2 separate regions of the Homo sapiens genome follow, and region 2 is linked to region 1. Evidence: read pairs that join two places in POLR2A ChIA-PET (ENCODE). Cell type or tissue: Caco-2. All regions are shown on one strand. Region 1 overlaps OSBPL3 (oxysterol binding protein like 3). Region 2 overlaps GSDME (gasdermin E).

Region 1 (5,000 bases):
AACTCTTGGGCTCAAGCCATCCTCCTGCTTTGGCCTCCCAAGTAGCTGGGATTATAGGCACTCACTACCCACCATGCCCTGCTGAAAGCAATTTAAAAAGAAGTTTAAATCTTCTCATTGCATGTTAAATGAATCAAAAGCAAATTCAAGTTAAATATAAAAATTCAAACTGAAAAATATTAATGTAAATATTTATCAAACTGCTAGAGTAGGGAAGATTTTCTAAATTGGGTTGCAATAGAAAAAAATTGCAAAAGGAATGTTGATTAGATCTATTTTTTTTTTTTTTTTAGGAAAAAGTGATGTGTGTCAAAACAATAAGGCAAATAATAGACTGGGAAAAATATTTTCAGTGAAATTGACAGACTGAGATAATGCTAAATCAATGATAATGTTTTTCATATGTAACCAATAAACAAATAATATCAAGTAACTTAAAACTTTAACAAGTAAATGGAAAAAGGCCATAATTCACACACACACACATACACACACACACACATACACACAAATACAGATAGGTATGGGTTTTCTTTTTTTTTTTTTTTTTTTTTTTTTTTTTTACTTATTTTGCAATATTTGTAAATTCACAGGAAAGTACAAAGAAATGCAGAGGGAGGTCCCATGCAGCCTTCATCCAGCCTCTCCCTAGAATAACATCTCTACAAGCTTGTTTTTTAAAAAGGAAAAACTATTCAGCCTAATGAAAATTAAAACAATTAGATTAGCTCAAAAGTTTTCTAAATTATGGTATGCAGTACCCTTAATGTAGAAAAAACAGAGGTTTCCTTACTTGTTGGTGTAATTAGGTAATATATATTTTGCCTTGCCTTGAAGGTTATTAATAATTCTTTGAAAAATTGATTCTGAGAAATAACATGATACAAGCAAAGACATATTTACAAACATACTAAACCATTTTCGCAAATCTGTAAACATTCTTAATTTTATTATTACTCTGTGACACTATATAATAAAATATTTATCAATTACAGTTCACTGTCTCAAAGAATTTTGAATGGTCTGGGAAAATATTAACAATATAATGGTTAGTGAATGGAGCAGACAATATGTAGACTGTTTATCCCAGTTTTTCAAAATAAAATTTGTACACAGATATTTTAATATGAAAATACCAGCAAGTTAATAGGGGCCACGTCCACTTCCACATTCATATCGACTTCAATGGGACTTGAAGTGATATTTATTTAATTTGCTTTTTTAAAATTTTCTATTTTGAATACCTATTTTTATTTTCAGAATACAGTTTAATTTTGAAAAAAAACTATCTTGCAATGTTATTTGGGCGAACTTTATAAAATTACATACATAGAGATATGAAAATAGCATGATTACAATTACTGCACAAGAAATGTGTCAGAATGCTTGTAGTGGTTGTTATAGTGTGAGCTATGAATGTTCCTTTCCCTCCCTTTTCTCTGTTTATTTAATTTAGGGGTTTCCAATCTTTTGGCTTCTCTAGGCCACATTGGAAGAAGAAGAATTGTTGTGGGCTACACATAAGATACACTAACACTAATGATAGCTGATGAGCCAGAAAAAAAAAAAATCACAAAAAAAATCTCATAATATTTTAACAAAGTTTACAAATTTGTGTTGGGCCACATTCAAAGCCATCCTGGGCCATATGTGGCGCCCGGGCTGTAGGTTGGCCACGCTTGATTTAACTTTTTGTAATGCAAACAATAGATAAGCAACCAGTCATGCATTACATATGTGAAAGGAAATTACTGAATTGAACTGACTGGGTTAATATTTTAGCAAATGAGGTCCTGAGTTGTTTAAGGCACCATGCTGTAGACTTGGGGTGCAGCAGTGCTGGTGAGTTTACAGTACATATAAGAAGATGCCAGAAAGGGCTAGGGGCTAGGAATATTATTTTCAGTGTTGGTCAGCCAGGAAATCTTTGGACCCATCAGTCTAGGAGGAGGAAGATACAGAGATGGCAGGAGTGACTAGTAATAAATTAATGAGTAGAACAAGTAAATAAATGATGAGCATCTTTTGTGGCAGGAGCACACGGAAGACACAGGACTATTCTCTTGTTTGAGTGAGTGTTGAAGCTATTCCTTACGATGTTTTCAAGCTCAATAGCTTTATGCCTGGCTCTTTTGAGGAGAGAGACCTTTTCCTTGAAGTTAACAGCTGTGATACTTATAGATTCTAAAGTGATCTCTTTGTTAGGGTAGAGAAGAGGCTTGGTTTTCAGAAGGCTACATGGGTATTAAAATGGGTAGGATTGTTAATACCTTGGGCAGATGCCTTATTTAGGAAAGGGATATCTATTTCAACAGTTTGTAGATACATATTAATAAACTGAAGCAAGCAATTTGTAAAGGGACCACTTGCCTTTTATTAATTACGAAAATCTGCTGTGGCCCTCCTGTCATAGCATCCCCTCCCTATGAGACTGAGGGGTATATCCTGAATTCAGACAATTTCTGGGCAAGATATAATCTGCCTTTTCCCCAAATTATTCTGGATGATGTGGAAGCAACTCCTTTGTTAGCCCAATAAAAAATACGAGTGGTTTTACTACTACCTGTCTACTCTGATTGAAAGAAATCAAATCATCCTGTCCTGAATCTGTTCTTTTTCCTCAAGTGCCACTTCTATGAAGCCCTCCTCAAACAAAATCTCCCTAATCAGAATCAGTCTCTCCACTTTGCCAGCACTTTGTCTATTCCACAGGCCTGGTCTGATGTGCGTTGGATGCGTTCTCTCACCATTCATTCAGTCCACAAACCTTGTCTGGTTCATTGTTATATCCTGCCATGGCCAGCTCAGGACTTAAGTCCTCCCCAGAGGGAAAGTCCAGACCCAGTGGAGTGGAGAATGGAGGGTCATGCGAGATAAGAAAACAATGATGTTCTGTTGTGTTATTTGTACAGAGGCTTATAAAGAGGACTGGGGACTTCCTTTCCTTGCAGTCATTGTAGGTGGAAAGAGACAGACAAAGAGAACTTACATCATTCATCCATGAATAGTAAATGATCTGCCACCAGGGTGCTTCTGGACCAAAACACACTGTGTATTTGTCAAGGGACACCTCAAAAGCAGCATATTGTTCCCTCAGAGAGCATAGGGGCAGAAGAAAGCTATGTTGCTCTGAACCAGCCATGCAAGGACATGAATTCAGTGCAATGCAGAGGAGATTTTAGTATAAAAAGAAACATCCAGCAGTGGTAGCGAATAAGAGGATATGATTCAGAGAGCACTGGAATTTTTCCCCTTTTAAATGGAACAAAGAGTGACCTGGACAGTTGTTTTTTGCCTTGTGATTTGTTGCATGTGTGTGAGAAGTGATAGTGCCTGTAAGTGAGGTGCCCATATTGGGGGAGAACTTTTGTGTTTTGCATGAGGCTCGCATCTCAGTGTTGGAGCTGACTTCTGCTTTGAGTTGCTTATTTGCATGGGCCTGTGACCTTGTGTATTGTACAACTAAATCATTTATTTTCTTTCTCTTGAGAATGTTTTTAAATGTATACATTTTTGGTTTTGTTCTTCAAATAGGAAAACTCCAGAGATGAAAACCGAGCTCTAGTTCATCAGCTTTCTAATGAAAGTAGACTCTCCATCACTGACTCCCTTTCTGAGTTTTTTGATGCTCAGGAAGTTCTGTTATCTCCAAGCTCTTCAGAAAACGAGGTTTGAGCAATGTTTACAGTATGGTGCCTCAAAAATCTCTCTTGTTGCTTTGCTGATTAATCTGTTCAGTAAATAATCCATCATCAGAAACACTAAACTCAGTTGCCCTTTGTAGTCATTATGTTCTGAGAGTTCTCCCATAACTCATACCCAAAAAGTATAAAATGATACTATATGTGAGAAGAAAAAGTAAAAGTAGAGAGCATTGGATATTTTCTCATTTCTGTAACTTGATATGTTAAATTTGTTATACTTTTTTTTTTTTTTAAACAGAGCCTCGCTCTGTTGTCCAGGCTGAAGTGCAGTGGTGCAATCTCAGCTCACTGCAACCTCCGGCTCCCAGGTTCAAGTGATTCTCCAGCCTCAGCCTACCAGGTAGCTGGGACTACAGGCACGTGCCACCGTGTCTGGCTAATTTTTGTGTTTTTAGTAGAGACCAGGGTTTCACCATGTTGGCCACGCTGGTCTCAAACTCGTACTCCTGACTTCAGGTGATCCGCCTGCCTCAGCCACCCAAAGTGCTGGGATTACAGGCGTGAGCCACTGTGCCTGGCCTCTTTTTTTTTTTTTTTTTTTTTTTTTTTGAGACATAGTCTCATTCTGTTGGCCAGGCTGGAGTGCAGTGGTGTGATATCTGCTCACTGCAACCTCTGCCTCCCAGGTTCAAGCAATTCTCGTACTTCAGCCTCCCAAGTATCTGGGAATACAGGCGTGCGCCCCATGCCCAGCCAATTTTTGTATTTTTAGTAGAGATGGGCTTCCGCATGTTGGCCAGGCTGACCTCGAACTCCTAGCCTCAAGTGATCCATCCGCCTCAGCCTCTCAAAGTGCTATACTTCTTTTCAAGTACAGGTTAATAGTTTTGACTTCTACCTATTTAATAATGTGTCTACTATAGAGAAGGAAATTAGCATCCCGTATATTTTTTAATCATGGAATTTGACATATTGATTTATAATATATAATTATATTTTTATGATAATATGGTTATTGTAATATTGGTTTATAGCATTATTTGTTTTAAATTGATGCATAAAAATTATCCTTTCCTGAATAAGAGTTATTATAGTTAACAGTGTGTACTAATAATGTTACCCCTTAAATACAGACTTAGTCATTTTGTTTATGTATTAATTCCCATAGAAGATACTTTTTACACAAATAGCTCAAAGACAAATTGTAACTTCTTCTACTCAAACACTAATAAATTCTAAAAATGCAGTCAGAATTAATAAGAATCTTTATAATAACAGTCTTGAGCTTGCTTGCTGTTTTCCTTGTGAGAACTAATTCGGAATGTGTAAGAATTTTAAGAACAGGTGTTTGTTGTG
Region 2 (5,000 bases), 100 kb after region 1:
ATCGGCAGCAGTGAGAGGGGCTAGGATGTGCTAGGAATGGGGGCTACGAACTTAGAAAGTGTGGCCAGAGAAGGTGTTATGGAGAAGCTGGCATTAGGGCAAAGCTCTGCAGGAGGGCAGGGAAGGCACAGGGGCATCTGGGCAGGACGCTGTGGGCAGTGGCCAGAGTGGCCTGTGCCCAGTGAGCAAGGGGAGGGCAGGAAAGGAGAGTCGGAGGGGCTGAAAGGGGTGGGGCGCCAAGTCCCACAGGACCTTGAAGGCCACTGGAAAGGCTCACACTTACTGAGAGCCAGTGGAGGGTTTTGGGCAGGGAAGGGGCGTAATCTGATGTATTTTTTAGAAGGATCATTCTGGCTGCTGAGTTAAGAGACTGGATGGGCAGCAGCAGGGAGTTCAGTTGAGAAGTTATTGCAGTAATTCAGCGGGGATGATATTTCAGTTTGTACAGTAACATGTGCATTTTCCTGTGTAATTTTGTTGCCCTTTAGTCTTTTAAAGCAAAAATTCAAATCCAAATAAATTAAGAGAAAATTCACTTGTATTTAAGTATGGCTGGCTTATTTCATCTTTTGCAACATTTTAAAGATTATATGGAATATTAAATAAGTGCTCATTCCACAAAATTATGTTTAAAAATTAATAAAAAATACGATAAAACTCACATAGCATTAGGTGGGTGGATTTTGTACAGACATTGAGGGTGCCTGGGCAGCTGCCGTCTTCAAGTCCCAAGCCCCTCTTCAGTAACTGCCCATGCTTACTGGAACTGAAGGACCATGGCTGTGCGTTTACTGCCTACGGGCACTTTCTAGGACTCCAAGACCACACAAAGCTGTGACTCCACCAGGGGTTCCCTTTTGGTCAGATGATTTGAAGTTCTCTCTGGTAGCACCAGGTAGAAGGGACAGCTGCCTCTGTCTCTGGCAGTCATGATCTTTATTTTCCTTTCTCTACAGCTTATCTTTGCTAGAGTCCCATTTTCCTTCTCAACTGCAATTGTTGGGACACACTAGAAATGTATTTGATATTTATCTGAAATGAAAATTTAACTGGGTGTCTTACATTTTCATTTGCTAAATCTGGTGGCACTGGGGAAGGGGAAAAGGGAGGCGGGGGGTGTCCAGAGCGTCTTCTCTGCTCCCTCAGTCTCACCCAACCCTCTCTAGCTTAGATGCGCTTTGCAGTCTCGTTATTTCTATTTCAAGAAGCACAGTTTGGCAATGTCCTATAATCACATTTCTCGATATAGGTTTTTAAACACCATGATTCAGGTGTAAAAGCTCTTGCTAAAAGGAAGCATATGAGGAGGCTCACTGAGAAGAGATGGGAGAAAACATTCCGGAGAGAAAGAAGCCAGAGCCAACAGTTCTGAGTGGAGGAAGAGGGAGTGGGGGAGGGAAAGGAAAGGAGCATCCGCAGAGCACCTACTGTGTGCCAGGCACTTTATATGTAGCCTCTCCTTAACTCTGCACAGCCATCTCCTTTTACACTTAATGGCACCAAGGCTCAGGAAGGAGAAATAACTTATTCCCAGACACAGAGCTCAATTTGGATGCTGGTGCTGGGATTCAACTCAGGATTTTCTGGCTCCAAAGCTCCTGTTCTTTCCTCTAAATCATGTAAAAGTCTTAAAATGATAGCACAGAATGTTAAGGCCGAGGCATGAACCCGCGTCCCTAGGGAGGATACTTGGTGGGTGAATCATGGAATAGAAACTATCCTGAGCAGGCACATGTGCATAGCGAGGCCTGCTCTCCTGGAGGTGCCTGGACACAGGGATGAGATCACTTGGACTCGGGAGTCCTATTACTTGTAGTGGTGATGGGGGAAGGGATGCCCTGGGGAGTGGTGCCACCAGAAGCATGATAAAGAATAAATACAAGGACTAGAACCCAAAGAGGAGTTTTATCACAGAATCACCTCACCCTTGTTAGGCGGCTAGGAGGACAGGGTGAACTATAGGGGAGGGGAGGACAGGGGCGGGAAGGGAAGACTTCTGCTCTTGGCATGGAGCTCAGTAAAGCTAACATTCTTGTTACGTCATGCTGGAGTAATAAATTCTTATCCACGTTGTCTGCCTGTCTCTGGACTCCCCATAACATCATTGGGATTGATAAGGCGTTGTTGATACATGCGTGGCCTTGGGAGTGGCAGTTCGTGATGCTTAAGGACTGTACATTCCCGAGGGCTTATTTTCAGTCACTTTTATTTCAGGTCATTTAGATAAGTTGTCATCTGCAGACAAGTTATTTTAGGCCTCAAAAATCAGAATATTAGCTTTATTGTCTATGAAATGTGTGCACATATCAAAAACAAACTTTGTCCTTGAAAAAACAAGCCTGTGCTGGGCAGGAAGGCATTCCACAGAAATTAACCTTCCGGATACCTGGAGCTGACCCCTTTGAATGCAGTCTCTGTGCAGATCTTAGCATTCTTGATGGAAACTATTCTAAGATATGTCACATACTTTTTTTTTTTTAAATGGAGAATAACAAATTTATTGAGTCTTTTTCATAGTGACTCGGATAAGCTCTTTCATTTTTGTGTTTAATAAGCTTTCATTATTATTCTGTAATACGCTTTTCATTTGTCTGCCTTGTCTTCCGTGGTCAGCTGCCATTTGTCACTACCATAAGTATAAAAGCCACAGCCCACCCCACCTCTGCCACTAGCTTGTTGCTTCTAATTTCCTAGGGTCTGGTAAGTTTATTCCTGGTCAATAACTTAGGTCGACTTGGTAAGCCGTTTCTGCCCTTGGGTTCAGTTTCCCCAGCTGTAGGTGAGATAGTTGGACTAGATGATCTCTGAAGGCTTTCTCCTGGCTGAATGTCTGGAAGTGAGTGGACTCTGGAGCGCGCACACCTGTCAGCTCCCTCCCCTGAGTTCTGGGCCGCGGTCCCGGCTGTTTTCCAGAGACCATGCTGCGTTGTGCTTTCCTGGCTATTTGGGGATTGAGGAGGGTGTTACCATAAAGGCATATCCCACTTTTATTCTTCATCATATTGTAAAGGGAATTTTGGTAAAGCAGATTACATTTTTCTATGCACATACAGTAATGAGAAGTTTGGTTCTTTATTAGGAATTCCAAATTAAATAAATTATATGAAACCAGTATATTAAAGCAATGTCATGACCATGATAAATCTTCATAATTAAAATGTTTCAGAATTACACTGAATATATATATACATATATTTACGTAAATATATATACATACATTTATGGGATATATGACATTTTTTAATGAGGAATTTTTAATGGGAAAATACATCTCATGAGATGTTTTGATACAGGCATACAATGTATAATAATCACATCATGTAAAATGAGGTATCCATCACCTCAGGCATTTATCCCTTGTGTTACAAGCAATCCAATTATACAGTTTTAGTTATTTTAAAAATGTACAATTATTATTGGCTTTAGGTGTCCTAAAGTTATGCTATCACATACTAGATTTTATTCATTCTTTAGGTATCCTAAAGTTATGTTATAAAATACTAGATCTTATTCATTCTTTCTATTTTTATTGGACCCATTAACTATCCTCGCATCCCCCTACCACTCTCCCACTACCCTTCCCAGCCTCTGGTAACCATCCCTCTACTTTCTATCTCCATGAGGTCAATTGTTTTAATTTTTAGTTCAAGAAATAAATAAGAACATGTGAAGTTTATCTTTCTGTGCCTAGTTTATTTTGTTTAACATAATGACCTCCAGTTCCATCCCTGTTGTTGCAAATGACAGGATCTTATCCTTTTTTTTTTTTTGAGATGGAGTCTTGCTCTGTCACCCAGGCTGGAGTGCAGTGGTATAATCTTGGCTCACTGCAACCTCCGCCTCCCAGGGTCAAGCAGTTCTCCAGCCTCAGCTTCCCGAGTAGCTGGGATTACAGGCACCCATCACCAAACCTGGCTAATTTTTGTATTTTTAGTAGAGATGGGGTTTCACCATATTGGCCAGGCTGGTCTTGAACTCCTGACCTCGTGATCCGCCTGCCTTAGCCTCCCAAAGTGCTAGGATTATGGGCGTGAGCCACTGCGCCCAGCCCAGGATCTTACTCTTTTTTTAATGACTAAATAGTACTCTATCGTGTATATTTACCACATTTTCTTTATTCATCTATTGAGGATTAGGTTGTTTCCAAATTTTGACTATTGTGACTAGTGCTGCAATAAATGTAGGAGTGCAGATAGCTCCTCAGTATACTGATTTCCTTTCTTTTGGGTACATATCCAGCAGTTGGAATGCTGGATAGTATGGTAGCTCTATTTTTAGTTTTTTGAGGAATCTCCAAACTGTTCTTCATAGTGTAGTAATTTGCATTACATTCCCACCAACAGTGTACAGGCATTCCCTTTTTTTCCACATTCTTATCAGCAGTTTTTATTGCCTGTCTTTTGGATAAAAGCCATTTTAACCAGGGTGAGGTGATAACTCATTGTAGTTTTGATTTGCATTTCCCTGATGATCAATGATGTTGAGCACATTTTCATATGCCTGTCTGACATTTGTATGTCGTCTTTTGAGAAATGTCTATTTAGATCTTTTGCCCATTTTTAACAGGATTATTAGATTTTTTTCCCTACAGTTGTTTGAGCCCCTTTTATATTCTGGTTATTAATCTCTTGTCACATGGGTAGTGTAAAAATATTTTATCCCATTCTGTGAGTTGTCTCTTCATTTTGTTGTTTCATTGCTGTGCAGAAGTCTTTAACTTGATATGATTCCATTTGTCCATTTTTGCTTTAGTGGTTCGTGTCTGTGGGATGTTACTCAAGAAACCTTTGCCCAGTTCAATGTCCTAGAGAGTTTCCCTCGTGTTTTCTTATAGTAGTTTCATAGTTTGAGGTCTTAGATTTAAGTGTTTAATCCATTTTGATTTGGTTTTTGTATATGGTGAGAGATAGGGTCTAGTTTCATTCTTCTGCATAGGGATATACAGTTTTCTCAGCACCATTTATTGAAGAGGCTATCCTTTCCCCAATGTATGCTCTTGG

The links. Peaks named below come from ENCODE experiments on the same cell type or tissue, not always from the same donor. Only the 100,000 strongest peaks of a DNase experiment are listed, where the experiment ranks them.
Region 2: POLR2A ChIA-PET joins it to region 1 with 9 read pairs; 4 of 35 experiments call an interaction of 5 or more read pairs at or near these places.

What each region holds. Positions count from the first base shown.
Region 1 is chr7:24,840,948-24,845,947 of GRCh38, reverse strand. It overlaps OSBPL3 (oxysterol binding protein like 3), which reads left to right. Exons shown (of 23, transcript NM_015550.4): 13 at 3,535-3,669. Among named protein-coding and RNA genes, the nearest start is that of GSDME, 86 kb to the right of the region's middle. RefSeq lists an enhancer at 2,779-2,848. In Caco-2, no CTCF peak of the experiment used is centred here; a DNase peak (open chromatin) is centred at 2,852.
Region 2 is chr7:24,738,863-24,743,862 of GRCh38, reverse strand. All of the region lies in intron 3 of GSDME (gasdermin E), which reads left to right. Among named protein-coding and RNA genes, the nearest start is that of GSDME, 16 kb to the left of the region's middle. RefSeq lists a silencer at 1,979-2,273. In Caco-2, no CTCF peak of the experiment used is centred here; DNase peaks (open chromatin) are centred at 2,062 and 2,831.